Regions from separate parts of the Mus musculus genome. Here region 2 is linked to region 1. The links are chromatin loops, found by intact Hi-C in ENCODE. Cell type or tissue: gastrocnemius. All regions are shown on one strand. Each heading gives the region's core, and the rest is flanking DNA. Links, peaks and the distances in the headings are about the cores only. Region 1 holds the start of Gm35655 (a long non-coding RNA gene). Region 2 holds the start of Gm35546 (predicted gene, 35546).

Evidence for each region. Peaks named below come from ENCODE experiments on the same cell type or tissue, not always from the same donor. Only the 100,000 strongest peaks of a DNase experiment are listed, where the experiment ranks them.
Region 2: it touches region 1 in a loop (4-fold over the local background); 3 of 42 quality-filtered maps call a loop at or near these places.

The regions. Positions count from the first base shown.
Region 1 is chr1:186,694,723-186,703,417 of GRCm38, reverse strand. The region is part of intron 1 of Tgfb2 (transforming growth factor, beta 2); the gene reads left to right. Gm35655 (a long non-coding RNA gene) reads right to left here and starts at 2,462. Exons shown (of 2, transcript XR_373811.4): 1 at 187-2,462. In gastrocnemius, for the core only: a CTCF peak has its summit at 4,298; a DNase peak (open chromatin) is centred at 664; H3K4me3 peaks cover 1,465 bases; H3K27ac peaks cover 5,717 bases.
Region 2 is chr1:186,583,135-186,591,829 of GRCm38, reverse strand. It overlaps Gm35546 (predicted gene, 35546), which reads right to left and starts at 4,508. Exons shown (of 4, transcript NR_168305.1): 1 at 4,410-4,508; 2 at 2,243-2,832; 3 at 1,872-2,025. In gastrocnemius, for the core only: no CTCF peak of the experiment used is centred there; no DNase peak of the experiment used is centred there; H3K4me3 peaks cover 832 bases; H3K27ac peaks cover 4,783 bases.

The DNA.
Region 1 (8,695 bases), core at 472-8,471:
AGCGATTTATTGTGGAGCCTTGTGGGGGAAGGGGAGAGTACAGTTAGTGTAGATTTGTTTCAGAGTTCTTTAAAAAGGGGGTGGGGAGGGAGGGAGGGAGGGAGGGAGGGAGAGAGAGAGAGAGAGAGAGAGAGAGAGAGAGAGAGAGAGAGAGAATTTTGCAGCAGCAACAGCACTGAGTGATACCTGAGAGGGTTAAGCACCAGGAAGAAACACTAAAAGAAAGAGAAAAAAAAAAAACTTCAGCATCCCTGTGTTCCAAGTCCCTGTCGTAAACTTCTCATTGGCTGCTCTGTTCTCTCCTCCCCTTTCATGCCCTATATCCTTGCTGGCTGCCTTTGTGAAGTCTCTGTGTCTTGCCTAAATAGATAACGCAGCCATCTTGGTAATTTTATCCCAGAAGTCAGAATTGCAGGGAGGTGCTTTTCTCTCCTAATATTTATTTTTAGTTTGACGAGCCATAGCTGTCTGACTTGCCGCGTCTTGCACTTGGTGCCCTCAGAGCGTTGGTCTACCCATGTGTCTAACCACACTCTTTCTGGTCACTTCTCTTACCCTGTAGTGTTCTCTTGTTGTTTAGTGCCGTAACAGATGCAGGGAACCCTGGCCAGCAGGACGGTTTTATTATTATAGTTACGGCCCTATCCACTACAGTGGATGCGTACAGTCCGCCCTGTTTATTGCTCCTGGGAAATAAGGATTTCTATCTGGGGTGGAGCCACAGTGATGCTAGGGAAGGGAGTTCATTGTAATTAGTCCAGAGCCACTGGGGCTGAGGGACGGCTTGACTCAGTTAGTTTTCTCCCACATACGTGTGTTGATTCTGCAGATGTTTGGGCTGACAGACAGGCATGTGATCCGGGGCTGAATAACTCCTTCTTCGGTGTTTACATGCCAAAGCTCAGATTAGCTGTCAGGAAGTCTGCAAAGAGGACAAAGATCCAATCTCACATTGCATAGGTGTGCAGGGAGCAGGCCACCAGGGGAAGTGCTTCAGTCCAATGGATGAAGGTGAGCAGAGAAGGGACAACCCCAGAACCAAGGTCATGAGCAGGTTAGAAGAACCGCCCAGGTTTTATGGAGGATGTGAGGGTATCAATAACATCGATATGTGGACTCTTCTGTATCCCACTCCTGAACCTCCGATTAAATGAAAACCTAAGTATGCTTACACACACACACACACTATACATACACACACACACATACTATACACACACACACACACACACACACACACATACACACATGTACTATCATTTTTACGTGAAAACTAGAGATTTAAGAAGATTGTGTTCAGTGTAGAAGCTTAGGAGTAGAAAGGTATATTAATAGCAGCGGATTCAACACAACTGAGCAGGGGCTATGGATAATGTTATAGAAAGTAGGTTAACTGATTTTCCAGGACTTTCTAGATATAGGGAGTTCTTCCAGAAGAGAGAGGGAGAGGGAGAGGGAGAGGGAGAGGGAGAGGGAGAGGGAGAGGGAGAGGGAGAGGGAGAGGGAGAGGGAGAGGGAGAGGGAGAGGGAGAGGGAGAGGGAGAGGGAGAGGGAGAGGGAGAGGGAGAGGGAGAGGGAGAGAGAATCATTCCATTGTATTTAAAGCAAGGAGATTTGGAGGAGCAGGGCTGGCTGGCTTCTATGCCACTGTGGTGCATACAGGGAGCGCATGTGCCTGTTACATCTTGCAGTGAATCTGAAGAGGGTCACAAGCCCATAGAGAAGTCATGGGAAAGATCGCCGCCTCTTTTTTTTTTTTTTTCCACCAACTTATTAGTGTTCAGGGAGTGACTTCAACTCAAGTATTACAAATATGCCCTAATTATGCTTGGTGACTATATATCACTACAGACGGCTGATAGCCCTTGGTGGGACGTTTTATAAAGTTCAAACTCAATCTTTTTAGCAATGTGGAGATTGAAAACCGAAAATACAAGAGATATTGTATATGCCCTCAGGCATACTTTGTCTTAAATATTATCCTTGGCCAAGTGTGCTGTATAAATAAGTAGATATTAATAGAACTGGCCAGGTGCCAAGCTTCTAGTATGAATTTTAGCCAAGAATGTATTTATGGGGGTATAAATAATACTGTGTCAACATTTAAAGAAGGGATCTGATTAGTTTTGAATTTCTGCATATTGATCTTTTCGCATACTGTTGGTTTAAGACTCAGAGTGGAGTTGTGCTAGAGTTTACGGATCCTGTGCCCTGCAGGAATTAGTGGATACCAAACACTTTGACTATTCCTTTGAAGTTCAAGGTGCAGCTATTCAAAAGACGCTGTATAAGGCTTTAGAAATTCTGAAAAAGTGACTCTTTTTCTAAGAAGACTCTAAATTGATATTAAAACAAATAGAGACCCAGTGGGGAAAGGGGAAGTTGTTTTCTTTTTTTGGTCTATTTTTCATTATTTACTTATTTCTTTGTTTGTTTGTTTTGTTTTAAGTCTGAGGTTCTCCCATGTAAAGACATACTTCCTATCACTGATCTGTATTCTAAACCTGTTTGTTAAGATTCTGTCTTAGACTGTAGCTGAAGCTGCTCTCAGACTTGTCTTATAGTTTAGGTCATCCTCAAACTCATGGTCCTCTGCCCTCACCTACCCTAGTGCAGGGATTATGTGCACTGCCATGCTTGGCTCTCCTCTCTGCTTCTCTTCCCAGCGAAGTGTTGTGGGTCTAACTCTGGCAACAGTGAGCCCTGCTCTCTCCTCCCCTTGCTCTGTGTGGCTTCTGCTGTGACAGCTGAAAATGTCTGAAAATATTTTTCACTGTCTTGAGGTGAGATTCTGCTGGTCTTCATTAGATAGAAGCCAGGGATATTTCTATCCTATTATAACGAAGAGGGCAGCCTACCCCTTCCGCCATATGCCAGAGAATTATTCTGCCTCAAATTTCAATGTTGCCCATGGTGGGAAGCCACAGTTCCCTGGTGTGCAGCTTCGGTTGCTGAATTCTACTCCTAGTAATATTTTAAAAAGTAATAGCAACAACAAAATATCTTTATGATCAAAGGATATTAAAATAAAATCATCAAATAGAGAATAATCAGAATAGAATATGGACTGGGCTACTTTGTATGACATGTTTTTTATTGTTGTGATATTGAAGCTCCTACATTTGAAACAACCAACATTCCCATTCATTTGCCTTCAGTAATGGGGTTGGTCCCTCATTCACCAGGAATGCCAAGTCAGCACATAGAAAACAAAAAGAACCCGAGGAATTATCTTGGATTTTCCTTTCAAATAGAATAAGCTTTGTGTTAATGAAGAGTGGAATCTGCAGCCTGGGCAAGCAAAGACAGTGACTTGCCATGTCGGCTGGTTCTATCTCTGAATCAGGTGGGCTGAAGTGCACAGCGTGGAAACATCACAAAGAGTTAGCCTTGGTAGTTCTTTCACATGAAGGCTAAACACTTAATGCTAAGCAATTCTCCCTCTCTGGTCCTCCTGTAATTTCCAAGTGAAATTGCGGGATGTAGAATGAATGCCAATGTCAGCATGGTTTTGAGGAATGTGACTTAGTATTCAATTCATGAAGCTGTCTTTCTATATATCCAGATTGCTGGCCTAATGAAGTGGAATATTAGCAGAACACAGTAGTAGCCTTAATTTATTATTTTTTTTTATTTTGTTCTTTCTCCTCCTCCTTTCTTAAAGATTTATTTATTATTACATATAAGTACACTGTAGCTGTCTTCAGACACACCAGAAGAGGGAGTCAGATCTTGTTACAGATGGTTGTGAGCCACCATGTGGTTTCTGGGACTTGAACTCAGGACCTTCAGAAGAGCAGCCGGAGCTCTTAACTACTGAGCCATCTATCCAGCCCCGTAGCCTTACTGTAAAGCTGTATTTTTGCCTTCTCTCCTAAAAGATTCTCTGTGTATGTTCGTAGATGAATGTGAGTCAGAGACAGGAAGGGGGGTTGGTGAGTGAAGACTAGCTAGGACCTCTTGACTTCCATGATGGCAGTTATTAATGTACAACAGAGCTGACTCTCTCATTCCCTCCATTAATGCCTCGTTGTGGTTACACCCAAGCACCTCTGCGCTCTCCTTCTTCCAGATCTCCTTCATTTTTACTTTGCAAAGTGAGTAGGTGAAGCATCAAATTAAAACACAGTTTATAGCTGGAACAGGGAGGTGGTTTTGCTGCTGCCTCTCTTGAGTAGACCCCCATGTTTTAAAGTCTAGGGGTTCCCCAAGGTTAAAGAGCATGTGGTTCGCTTAACTACACCCTCCCCCCACGTCTCCACAGCGCCTCCTGTGGTCAAGGCCAGGGAATGCAGGTCTTGAAAGTTGTCTTCCCCATGGTGGAGAGATGCAGATGTAGCCTCCTCAGGCACCTTCTGTGTAAAGATATGAAAGAATGACAAATCGTTTTTCCTAGAGGAAATGGAGATGTGAAAAGGGCTAATGATTCACCGTTGAACTCCCATCAAATCTGGGTTAGAATTGTGGAGGTCAGTACTGCGGGGTCTTTGCCCAGAGATTACAACACACTGGAAGCTGTAATTTTGGAAGGTTCGGGAAGGCAGGGTGGAAGAGCCCGGGGAGAAGTGTGCAAGGAAGGGTTCCTGGCCTAGATCCTTCCCCACTGACTCTGGCATCTTCTTCATAAATTCCCAAGAGAGGTGGGCAGCAAGCAGGTGCCTGCCCAGGGCAGTCCTGTCCGCTGCTGTCTCCTCGCGTTTCCGGTCCGTCCTTAGGTCTCAGTGAGGAATCCGCTTTGCAGATTCCCAGCAGCCTGACGAAATGTGGCTTTGGCTGAGACAAACAGATGTTTCTGTTGTCATTTTTTTAAAAGCATCTGGTGTGTTTGTGTTCTGCTCTTTAATATATTTTGAACAGAGATAGTATTTAACCCAGAGATAGTATTTATAAATTCATTGTTCTCTGGGCACTTATTTTAAATTTAATAACATGATAGGGTTCTAGGTCAGGCTCTAGGTCAGGCTCTAGGTCAGGCTCTAGGTCAGGTTCTAGGTCAGGTTCTAGGTCAGGCTCTAGGTCAGGCTCTAGGTCAGGCTCTAGGTCAGGTTCTAGGTCAGGTTCTAGGTCAGGTTTAGACCAAAAGATTCTCTTGCAGCTTTTGTTTAAAAGACATCTGTGTCTTGCTCCAACCCAAGCTGCCTTGGGTGGTTCTTTCTTTACTAACCTCTGAGAGTCAGAAGTGGGTGTTAGACTGCACTCTGGCCACCGGCTTCCTGTGTTGGCCGGATGGCTTTGACTCCACATCATACCCTCTTTAGCCCCTGGCTTTTAATCCAAATTGCCCCTCACCCTTTGAGATGATGGGTATCCCTCTGTAGGTGGTCAGGCCACCGTGCCCATCCGTATCTAGTACCCTGCTGTGTTTTGGGGATATGGCAGCCCTTCAGATTTCTACCGGGCCACCTACTTCTGCAGATTGCAGAGGTCTGATGTGTGAAGAAGCCCTGGGCAGCTTCTGGCACTTAGTAGGCCTCTGCATGGCAGTCATTATTCGTTGCATTGCAAATGTCATTGACTTTAAGATGTACCATTGCTACCACACCACCAGAAAGGAAGACTACTCCAGCAGATTCTAGTGCATGACTGGTTATGAGATGGCATGGGTTCAGCAGTACTTATATGAGCTGAGATGTCCCAGGGAACCACTTCTGCGTTCTTGGGATGTCTTGGCATCCCCACATCTTTCCATGGATGTTCCACCCAGTGGGTCCAGTTCTCTGGTTCACTCTGATTATTCTTCAAATGACCTTTAGGAGAAAGGATGGCAAGGTAGGTGACCTCTTACACCAGGAGGCTTTTGATGTCTTCTTAGGTTCATCTCTCTTCAGTAGTTAGCTCTGTAAACCCTATAAGGTCAGCTCTGCCTTCATCCTGTCCTGCCCCGCCTCTGCCTGTTACCAACCTGTTAGTACTACTTTCCGGCAAGCTTTTCTTTTGGCTTTTATCCATGCGCAGGCCATGGATTTTCATGTCTCTGGGTCCTGTGGATGTTGCTTCTTCAACTGGATTTTGAGGGTTGTTGCAGTAAGAAGATGGCTTCTCTGTAAGAGACCACCTTTGTTTTGTCTGAATACATTTGATTGGCTCTTGCGCACCCCGAGATCCTGACCTGTGGTTTACTCTCATTTCTGCCTCCCTACACTGTCTTGTGCTGTTGGATTTGTAGATGTCTCGGGTTCTCTCTGTCCCTACAGAACCTGGCACACTGTCTTTGCTCAATAAATGTTCAGCAAATGAGTGTTGCCTTCTGAGAATGACTGAACCTCCAAAGTGGCCTTAACACACAGTCCAGGAAACGGACTCTATTGCCTTTCCTGTTGTTTGGTAGAAATGGGGTCTTCATATGTAGCTCAGACCTTGGGATATGTAGTCCAGGCTAGCCTTGAACTCTTTATCTTACTGCTTCTGCCTTCTGAGTACTGGAGCCACCGGCGTGTGCCACTGTGGGTAGCTCAGCGTGACTTTCCTTGACCTGAATCCTTGTGAGAATGACTCTGTCCTCCAGAGGAGCACTGCATTTGCAAGTTCAGAATCGTTTCCTAGGGAAACAAAAGTATCTCTGAAGACTGCAAAAAACTGGAGGGAGTTCTTTCCCCTTCAACCTATTCAGCTTTCATCTGTTCACTTGATTGATACAAACCTTATGATTTATCAAGTCCTTGGCTTTGACCTGGACTGCAACCCCTCCCAAGCATTCTAGGATGCTTTGAGAAAGTTAACCCATCTGGATGGCAAAACGAGCCTGCGCTTTAGAACTCGATAAGAAGTAGAAGCAAGAGAGGAACGCGTGGCAGGAGATGGACCAGAGGGAGTTGGGGTGGAGTTTGTAAACATAGGGTCCTGCCCTGAGTCTAACATGGCCCCATTGCTACAAGCTTTCAGAACTGTGCCGTTTCTGGCCTTGTAGCATGGGTTCATGCTTATCGCCTGCCTGGGCTTCGTTCTCAGTTTGTTAAGAACGAAGTCAGTAACAGCTGTTACTAGTGTTCTGAACCACGGTGTAGGTGTAGCACGGGTGAGGATACCTACCACAACTGCTTCTGGCTCTCAGGGCTTCCTCTCACCGTGGCTTCCTCTCACCGTGGCTTCATGGTGGTTCCCTGTCTCAACCCCCGCCCCTCCCCCCTTTTCTCCCATGCCCCATCCCCTGCTCCAGTGAGTCTCTATTGAGTAAAAGGAAGCAGGGCATTGGAGAGAGCACTGCCAAGCCAGGTCAGACAGCCGTGGTTAAGCTGGGTAGACTCACTTTGACTGGAGACCAGCTCTGGCCCAGCTCTGAATTATGTTCAGAGGCTTCAACAAGTGAAGGACCCCAGAGGGTGGAGGAAACTGGAGGAGAGGGTACAAGGGACTTCTTGGGAGTCACCTGAAGTGATTTGAGAAAGCAATCCAAACCAGTGACAAAGGGACCAGCCATGCTGAGCCCTCGGGTCATGCTTATCAGTATACTGTATGATGTTTCCTCTGTGAATTTGTGCCCTAACTTTCTTGGGGCAGCTTGGGAACACCACTCCACTGGTGCCAGAAAACTCTTCTGTTCAAGAGGAAATTGACTGGATTTAGGTCCTTTGGAAAGAGGAGAAGCTTCGTGGAGCTGAGAAAACCCTGCCCCGTGGACCGCTCCCTTCCCTTTCAGTCTCTCAAGCAGCGCTTGGACTTGTTAGGCCTGAGAAGTTAGAAATGTTTGGCTTAGATTTTTCTTTAGCCACAATGACTTGAGAAACCAAAGGCAGATGGGAAATACTCTGTGGATGTTGTGAAGCCCAAACCATCTGAAAATAGTTTGAATGCATTTCCAACCCTCGGCAGGCAGCTGTTTTCCTTCACACCAGCCGGCTCCATGCACCCCCATTCCCAGGGAGAGTGTCTCTGCTGCCGCAGGCCTTCCTGGCTCTCTCCACACTGGTAATTAGGAGCCAGGTTGTTCCTGAAGAGGAGACTCCACATATCTGAACGCACAGTCATGGGGTAGCTATGTGAGATCTGCTCTCTGGTGGTGTTTGTTTCAGGAAGTTCTACAGGACCTTTCCAGCCTCATGAAAGAAAAAGAAAAATGCCTGAGTTCTTGGCTCTGTTCACGTGGCCTTCCCCATCTTGCCCACAGCACACTGACAAACAACACATCTGTCCCAACAAGCCAGTTCACGGATCACCATCCATTCATAACTTCAGGCTGCCATAGGAAACCTCATTCATTCCGTCCCGTGAACAAGAATGCACCACTGGGCTCTGAGCATCAGGCCGACATGGTCCCAGGCTGGGGAGCTCTCAAAACACTCCACCTGAAAACAGCAACAGCTAAAAGAACTGGGTAGAGGTTTTCCTGGTAGATTTTAACAGCACTGGGACATTTATTGTTGCCAAAATATAAGTGGGAGTTTTCTGGGAAATGCAATTTCATTTCCAAGCTTTGGACTGGTTTCCTTCTTGGTAATTTCAGTGCTTCTCAGACCACGTGTATCGCCAATGATCGCGTCTGCACCAGATGTCATAGAGCTTTGTCATTTTTCCACGTGGGGGAAATCCTTCTTCTTCTTCTTCTTCTTCTTCTTCTTCTTCTTCTTCTTCTTCTTCTTCTTCTTCTTCTTCTTCGGGCTGTCCACCGTTCATCCACTAGTTCTATCTCATTGTCACTTCTGCTTTGACATCTTCACGATCGCCCCGGAGTTGTCCCTACTTGATTTATAAGGAATTT
Region 2 (8,695 bases), core at 512-8,511, 110 kb after region 1:
TTCTAGAAGATACCATGTCTCAGAAAAGTAAGGTGGAGAGCAATAACAACCCTCACTGTCAATCTCTGACCTCCACAGTAGCATACATAGGCATATGCACATGCAAGCACGCACACACACACACACACAGAGAGAGAGAGAGAGAGAGAGAGAGAGAGAGAGAGAGAGAGAGAGAGAGAGACAGAGAGAGAGACAGAGAGAGAGACAGAGAGAGAGACAGAGAGAGACAGAGAGAGAGATGCAATTAGCTTCTAGTAATAAGCTACTGAAGTCTGCTTGGTGTCTCTACTTTGTTGGTCTAGCAGTCTTGGTTTCCGTGGAAACAGACATGCTAATAATTTCATTCCAATGAAGTAGACAGTGTCATGTGGGCAGGTTGAGGTGCACCACTGAAGCAAAGCATAGCAGCCCCTCTGAAAAATGTATGCAGCCCTGGAGGCTAAAGCCTGCTACTGTGACTTCAGGCTTGGTTTCAGATGCTGTATTTCCTAGCTACCATAATCATACAACATCAAATATGAATGGCACTCTGTGATTTTCTCCAGTTGACCCCTAACTTACTAAGTTACTATCTGCCTTTAGCTTTAAATGTGTCATAGACAAATGTGTCTAAACCAAGGTTGCTGCCTCCTCTTCCTCCTCCTCCTCTTTCTTTTTCTTCTTCTTCCCCACTATTTTTTGGCTCATTTTAATAAAAATTGGTGCATGGGATTAAACTTGGGTCATTATGAATGTTAGCCAACTCTAGACCCAAGCTCCATCTGCCTTTTCTCTTACATATCAACTCCCATGTTATATCTTTTCCTTTACCTCTTTGCTTAACATATCAAAATTTTCACAGACAGACACCCTGGGTCAATGCTGATGGTGTTACGGGATTTGCATTTCTAGTAGTGAGCACTGTCATTGCTAATTAGCACAGTTACTAAATCAGCAGTTTGCTCTTCTTCCCGGGCCTAGTAAAGTTTCCTTTAAATTTGTATAGGACAACATTTTCTTACAAATAGAAAAGGGACAGTGATATCTGTTACTTAGCTAAATTATAATATAAATTTTATAGTTCAAAATAATTTTTAAAATCTAAATTACAAAATTCCAAATTTGTAAAAGTCTGAAGAAAATCAAACATCAAAAAAGACTCTGAACTAAGTAGAAATGTTGGCTTGTCCTATGTTCTGAAAACCCCTTTGGAGGACTCGTGGATGGGTGGACCTGGAATCTCCACAGAGAGAAATGGAGGGTTAGGTGATGTACCAGGGTGCCTCGTGCAGGTGGGTGGTGGGTGTCGGGGGTAGCGGGCTTCTTACCTGCCTGAGATAGGATTCATGGCAGGCTCTACTTACGACAGGAGCAAACTGAAAATGCCAGTTTCATGTTAGAATTATCTCAGATGCCAGGTCCTTAGTACAAAACAGAGAGATGCTTAGGGTATATGGCTTCGCTTGCATAGACTTGGTGACACACACTCAATTCTGCATGGAAGACACACACACACACACACACACACACACACACACACACACACACACGGAAGAAAAATACATAGAGAAAGAGAGGGAAAGTAGTAGGAGGCGGGGTGGGAGAAACTCAAATGAATACATCCATTTTCAATGGTATCTCAAATCCCTGTTCTGTTGCCTGAAGAGCATTGTTAAAGGGCAAGTAGGCAAATTTGACAGACTCAATGACAGGAGTGATAATGGCTAAGAAAGTCTTTCTCTTCTGTGAAGAGGGAATCTGGGGAGATGAGAGAGTAGCCTGCACCTCGTACTTTCCCTTCCCCTCCTCCCTGTGTAAGCCACTTTAGTGTCGAAGTAAAGGGACTTAGAGAAACTTGATAAAGTTTTCCCTCATGCTTGAAATGTACTTACCTTGGGTAACAGGAAACGTGGAGTCGTGTGATGTAGATTGTTCTACCAGATGGCAGTCTTAGCACAGGCTACTTATGTAGATCAGCCTTGCATGTGAGTCATTTCTTCAAGTCTGACCTCAGCAGCCACTGTAGACCTTGGTTCCACGCTGCCACTATTAATAAATAATAGTAACAGTTGATTAATGCTTGTATAATAAGCCAAATGCCTTTAGATGATATTAAATATAGAATTATTTTTCTCTTTATGAGTAGCACTTAAATAATGCCTTTGTGTTTTGGTAGATTACTCCTTGGCAAGAGCAGGCACAATGTTTAACTCAATAGAATTTGGTAGTTGCATAGGACCGCACTCTCACTGAGCCATCCTACCTTGGAGGTTAATTGCTTATTCAGATGAAAATGGTTCTCTTCATTATTGGATTGATGGTGACAGATCTGAGAAGAGTGATAATTCACCCTTGTATTGGGACCATTAAGGGTAAGGAATATATACAATAACAAGAGGAAGCTAATAGTCTGGAGTACTCTGTGGGGCCACAGCAGTCCTCTGTAGATTGGAGAGCTGGGTGTCAGCTAGGGAACGCAGAACAAGATGCTTGTGAGAACAGAGACTGAGAAGCCAACGGTTGTCCTGGGTCTGAGGGTGAGGGCCTCCAAGGTCCTTGCATCTCACTGCTGCAGGTCTGTCAAAGGCTGAAGAAGCTGGAGTGTGATGCTGGAGTGTGATGTTCATCTGAATCGGCAGCATCAAACCACACCCACTGGGGAAGAAACTCATAATCCAGGGCTTGCTTCCCCTTTCTACTTTCTCACGTCACCCGGACCTCCAGCCTGTTAGATGGCACTCCTCTCAAGGTGGCTCTCATTCACTCAGTTCTCGGCTAATCTTCTCTAGCAGCAGCTCACAGGCAGGCCCAGAGGTGTCCTTTCCTAGTTCTCCCGATGAATGGTTTTAAGATCTGGTAGAAAATCCAAATTGACGATCACAACATGCTCTCACCTTTCCTTCCCCGTTACCACTGGATAATTTAGCCACATGGAACAGTTTCACGCTTATTACAACTTTTGTTATTTGGCCGTTCCTGATAGACTAAAGAGTAAAGGTTATGCCAGCATAAACGCTTCAAAATTAGGGGCATGCTTTCTTGGCATTCAACCACCAGCCTGTTCCTGCCTTCCTGCCTTTCCTCCTTGACTTCTGTCCCTTCTGTCCTGCATTTTCCCCATAACAGTGCTTATAACTATAACTATAAAATTATAACTATGTATATAATTAGAACTGTATATATAACTATATAACTATAAACTGTATATAGTTTTGTGTTATATAATATGATTATAATTAATACACATATATGTATTATATATATATTTATATCACAAGTCAGTGCCCTTTGGCTTGTTAACAGTCTATAGCTATTTTCTAAGGTAGCATTGTGTCCTCTCATGGACACAGAACGCTGTAGCCTGCCCTAGCCTTGAGCAGGCTGAATCAGACCTATGCTGTCACTGTGACTAGAACCATCTAGGTCGGAAGGCTTCACTTTTTAAGGCAGCCAATTCTTGCTTACACTTGGTAGCAACCCAACAGTATGCCTCTTCTTTAGTCCCTTGCCTTTCCTTCCCAGGGCACTGGAATGGCCTGGAGCTGACAGCCAATGCTCTGAGTTCCCTCAGCCTAACTCTTGCTCTTCTTTGCCATCTCCAGTCAAACTACATTCTTTTCCAACCTCCTTCAGAGATGAATCAGCCTTTACCTTCTTTTCTTCTTCTTTTCCCTTCATAGGTCAGTCCACCTTTCTAGCATATTCCCTGATTATCTCTGAGAAAGAAACACTACCATTGTCCCTGTTTGGTTTCTGTTATTTCCCATCCAGCATCATTGGGATGAGATGCCAGTGGTCAGTAACTTGTGTGTGTGTGTGTGTGTGTGTGTGTGTGTGTGTGTGTGTGTATGTATCCATTTTTTTCTTGCTCTCTAAGTGAGCATGGATTTTGTGACCTAATTGAGACCTGAAAACAAAGATAGCCAGTTCAAGTTCAATGGGAATGATATCATGATTAGGGCACAAGTCATAGTGAAAAGCAACAGGCTTTGCTTTACTTATTTCCGGCAGGAATTAGAGAGTGGGTAATTACTGAATTTGTACCTCTAATAATACTCAGGTCTAATTTTAGGTGACTTTTTCCTTAGTTGCTATACTGAGTGGGCACACAGCTGTGACACCCACAGCATTCTTTAAAGCAAGAGCCTTTATCACCAGGGCCACTTCATACTCTAGCAGCACATGGAACCTTGTCCTGGCCCCTTCACCCCTCCAAGTGCCCCACCTCCTCCTACCCATGCACTGTGGGAAGCACCCACTTTCCCTCCAGAGGGTCAGTTTCATGAGGTCTAACCAAAGCTCACCTGAGACAGCTGCAGCTCTTCCTGGGTGTAGCAGTCTCCCTGCAGTCAGCTCCACACACTAGTTAAGGGATCAGGCTTTGGAATCAGATCAAAGTGGGACCCAGTTCTAACCTCAGCAACACTAACCTTTGACAAGTGACGAAACCGCATGTGGCCTTGAATTCCTCATGCAAGAAGGCACGATAATGTAGCACCGTCTCATGAAATTGGCTGTGAGCTCTCAGTGACAGATCATGAAAAGTACCTGGCACCAGCAGACAGTAGCTATTTTTATCTATGATCCATGAGGCAGAGCCTTGCTGTGTTCTCCCCGGTCTGAAATGGAGATGCCCTTACGTCATGCTTCCTGGCTAGTCTTAATCACTGGTGTCCTTTGCCTCTCACAGGCCCATCACCAGCTTTCTATCAAGTTGCAAGCTGCTAGAACAGTAGCCACAAGAAGGACATAGATGGTCGCTGCAGAATGTGGGGAGCGTGGAATTTCACCAGCATTCCTAAATCCATAGTCACTGACATCAGTAGATCTTTCCAGCTAAGCATTATTTTTACCACCTCCGCCCCCTAAGCGTTCCCTCTCTCCCAGAGATGACTAAACCCTTCCGGCATGCTATTCAAGGTTTCTAGGTAGTAGGGGACAGGTGAAAGATCAGGACTGCTGTCAGGAAAGGCTTCAGGGTGGCATAGCCAGCTATCTTATCCTAAGATTAGCCAGCTATCTTATCCCAAGATTCTGGACTTTGCTAACAGTGTATGTATGCCTTCTTTGAAGGGCATGTACCTTCTAAAGGGAGGAAGGGAAGGAATTATCTGCAGGGATAACTTCTTGTCGTCTGCAGGGCTTCCCTGCAAAGCAGTTCCTCTCTGAAAACAACGTGCTGCACCGTGACAGGCAGCCATGTATGTATGCTACATCTACCCCCCCCCCCCCCACACCTAACAGTTTCCTCCTTCTACAAAGGTTGTGCTTCGAAAGTGAGGACTGGTGAACTGATTTCAGAGTGATGATGACCATGTAGTTAAAGAGATGGTTGGATCTGTCATTGTCAAGGTTTTAGGAACACGGATTACATTTGCCCATTTTGGTCTTCTTAAGACCACTTAAGATACAGTGTTGAGTTGCCTTGCTTATATCTAGACCTATAATGCTGTAAGAAATAATAATTAGGGTGTTCTATTCTGGGATAACAGTGCTGAAGATCTAGCCCCCACACTTAAAGTATTCTTGAGCACAATTGTCACTGTGCCTATTTAAGAGGAAATTGATCAGTTAATTTAAGACCCTGTATGAAGCTGGGTATGGCAGCATACGCCTATACCCCAGACCACTAGAGGAAGAGGCAGAAGATCAAGAATTCAAGGTCATCTTCAGCTATGTTTTGAGTTTGAGGACAACCTGAGCTGTATGGTTCTGTTTAAAACAAAACAAAACAAAACAAAACAAAACAAAACAAAACAAAACCCAGAACAAAACAAAACTAACAAGAGTCCATGTTAGCTAATGTTGATCAACATGATGGTACTTTCTCAGAAAATTCCAGAGATACTTGTGGAATGAGTCACTGCCATTTAGCTCCTTCCATAAATGGCCTTAACCTAGGCAGGCCTCTTAAAACAACTGTGGGGTAGTCCCTAAACAGGCACCCACATCTAACAATTAAGACATTATTTGCAAGTTCCCACTGGCAATTCTTTTAGCTACAGTAGGAAAGCTGGAGTCTGAGGAGGTGAAGCTCAGCTGCCAGCCCACAGCTCAGCAGCTGGAGACTGCCCATGGTCAGCCTCTCTTCTTACATTATTACTGACAACCCGAGGGAATGTGAGCTGGAAATGCAGCCCACCTCTGTCTAGTGGCTGCAGTAAGCCAGGGAAGCAAGGGCTGGGGAGGGGGCTCAGTAGTTAAAGCTTTTGACGCATGAATGCAAGGACAGGAACTTCTCACTCTATACATGTCAGGTGAGTGTGACATCCCTCACTGTACTTCTAGTCTTAGAAGGTAGAGAGAAAGCTGGCTAGGGAGACCAGCCACATTGTCAAACTCTGGGTTTAATTGACTCTGCCTCAGTAAATAAGGTAGAAGATGGATGGATTCCTAAAATCAGTCTTGCCCCCCCCCACCACCACCACAGGCACTACATACATGTGCACCCACACAAATGCATGTGCTATACATGCATATATAGACATACCCACATGCATACCACATATACAGACACATAAAAAATGAAAAGAGAGAGAAAAAAAAGAAAGAGTTGGAATTTTCTTTGGTGCAGACCATCCACACTTCATGGGCTTGTTTGCCACACATTACTAATGGCTCTTGGACTAACCAGCATAGTTTTATATAGGCTTAAAAATATGACTTGTTCCAAAGACCCCCTAGTCTGTCAGAGAGCCAGTACACATTTAGACTGTTATAGATGCCAAGAGTGCTTCCTTATAGTGTACTACAATTGCGACTTATACCTCTTTGCTTTTATCCATTCTCTTTGTGATGGTTACTCTTGATTGTCAACTCCATTGGATCTGGAATCAACTAAAAAACATGCCTTGGGGTAGGATAAGCCAACAAAAAGGATGAGTGGAGAGAGAGAGAGAGAGAGAGAGAGAGAGAGGAGATCTCCCCCCACCCTCCAGCTTTCTCCCTGCTCCCAGTAGATGTCACCTTTCTGCAGCAGCTTAGGCACAAAGAGATCCCAGGAGAAAGCTGCTGCATTTGCCTACCTTGGAAGGAGGGAGCATGAGGCAGTTGTCTCATTTAGAATGATGGATTCTGTAGTTCTTTACTCCCTGTGTAGGAACCAGCCATGGGCCTCTGTTTTAGTAGCCATTGAGTGTTCTTTTACTTTTCAAAAATTTAGAAATGATTACCCAGCCATATTGATTGTACAGATTAGCGTGTTTTACTGTGACACTCCTACACAGAGATATCACCATTAGAACATATCCACCCACACAGTGTCATCTCCAGCTGTCACCTTCAATGTCCTTCCTTAATCCTCGTCCCCCTTTCTGACAACTCTTTCCTTCAAACATTTCTCTATGCTTTACTTCTGACTATATTTAAAACATCAGCTCCAGAATAGTCTAGTCTATTCTGGGCAATGGTGTTTCACCCATCTAGATGGGCCATATCTTAAGGGACAAATTCCCTTTGGAATAATATTCTCTCCACTCACTTGTATGTATGAAGTTTGCAAGGCACCAATATTCCATTTCATTCTGGGATTAAATATGTTGATCCAATGTGGCACAGTAGAGGACCAAGCTTGCTGGGGCAGTGCTCAGTCAATGTTCTGGGCCCCTCAGAGTCATCCCATTGTAGGTCACAGTCATTCCACCAGTTCAAAGTCACCAACCAAGGGGTCACTGCAGCTCACATTCCCCTGCTTGCCCTACAGGGCATCATGACTCACCTTGACAACTGTCCTAGCCAACCCAGTTCTCAGCTGTCAGAACAGGAAGCAAGTTTAACATGTCTTGCTTAATTCAGAGAGGTCAGAGTGAACTTGGTTCAGAGCCACAGTTTGCCTTCTCAAGTTTCTGTCACCTTGCATACTCTTCATGGTTTCTCAGAATAATTGACAGTGGTTCCTGGTTCTCATCACTTGACTTCCTCATCCCAAAGGGGCCTTGAGTAAGAAGAGTAGCCCACCTTCCTCCTAATTTAGGGCTAATCTTGTCTGTCCATGTGGACTCTGTGCAATGCATCTGAAGTCACTTCACAAATCTGGCCTTGATTAAACAAATAGCTTAACTTTTTAGTTAAAAAAATAGCTTATGGAAATGGAATCAAGTGTGTGCTTGTGTGTGTGTATGAGAGAGAGAGAGAGAGAGAGAGACAGAGAGAGAGAGAGAGAGAGAGAGAGAGAGAGAGAGAGAGAGAGGGAGGGATTGGGGCAGAGGCAGGCAGTCAGACAGACAGACAGACAGATTTTGCTGCTAGTACAGTTTTTCACAGAGCCTCTTGTGATAAGTGTGATGCAGAAACCCTTCCTTCCTGGGGAGGCAGACAGAAGCAGCCCCCTTTCTCCCACAGAAAGTGTGCTTGCTGAGGGTCTTTTCTGCTTCGATCTTCTTCTCCCTTACTGATTCATTTCCTTCAATGGTGTCTGCTCTCTCTACCTGTTCTTCGGTTCTCTACCTGGTATTCCAGTTGCTGCCTTTTAAGTTAAAGTGGCAGACCTCATTTCCTTTCCCATGGATTCAGTCAATGGCGCCAGAAGCTCCGTTCCTTCAGAAACACAGAAAGGGTACCCAATGGAAGAATCCATTGCTCCAGCTCCCAAGGGTCGGCCTGCTGTGTGTCCACAGCCGGGTGATGTGGCCAGCTCCTCATTTGCTGCACTCCGCCTTGAATTTCTACTTTCAACTATACCTTATCCATTATTTTATGGACTCCTGGATCCAAGGGG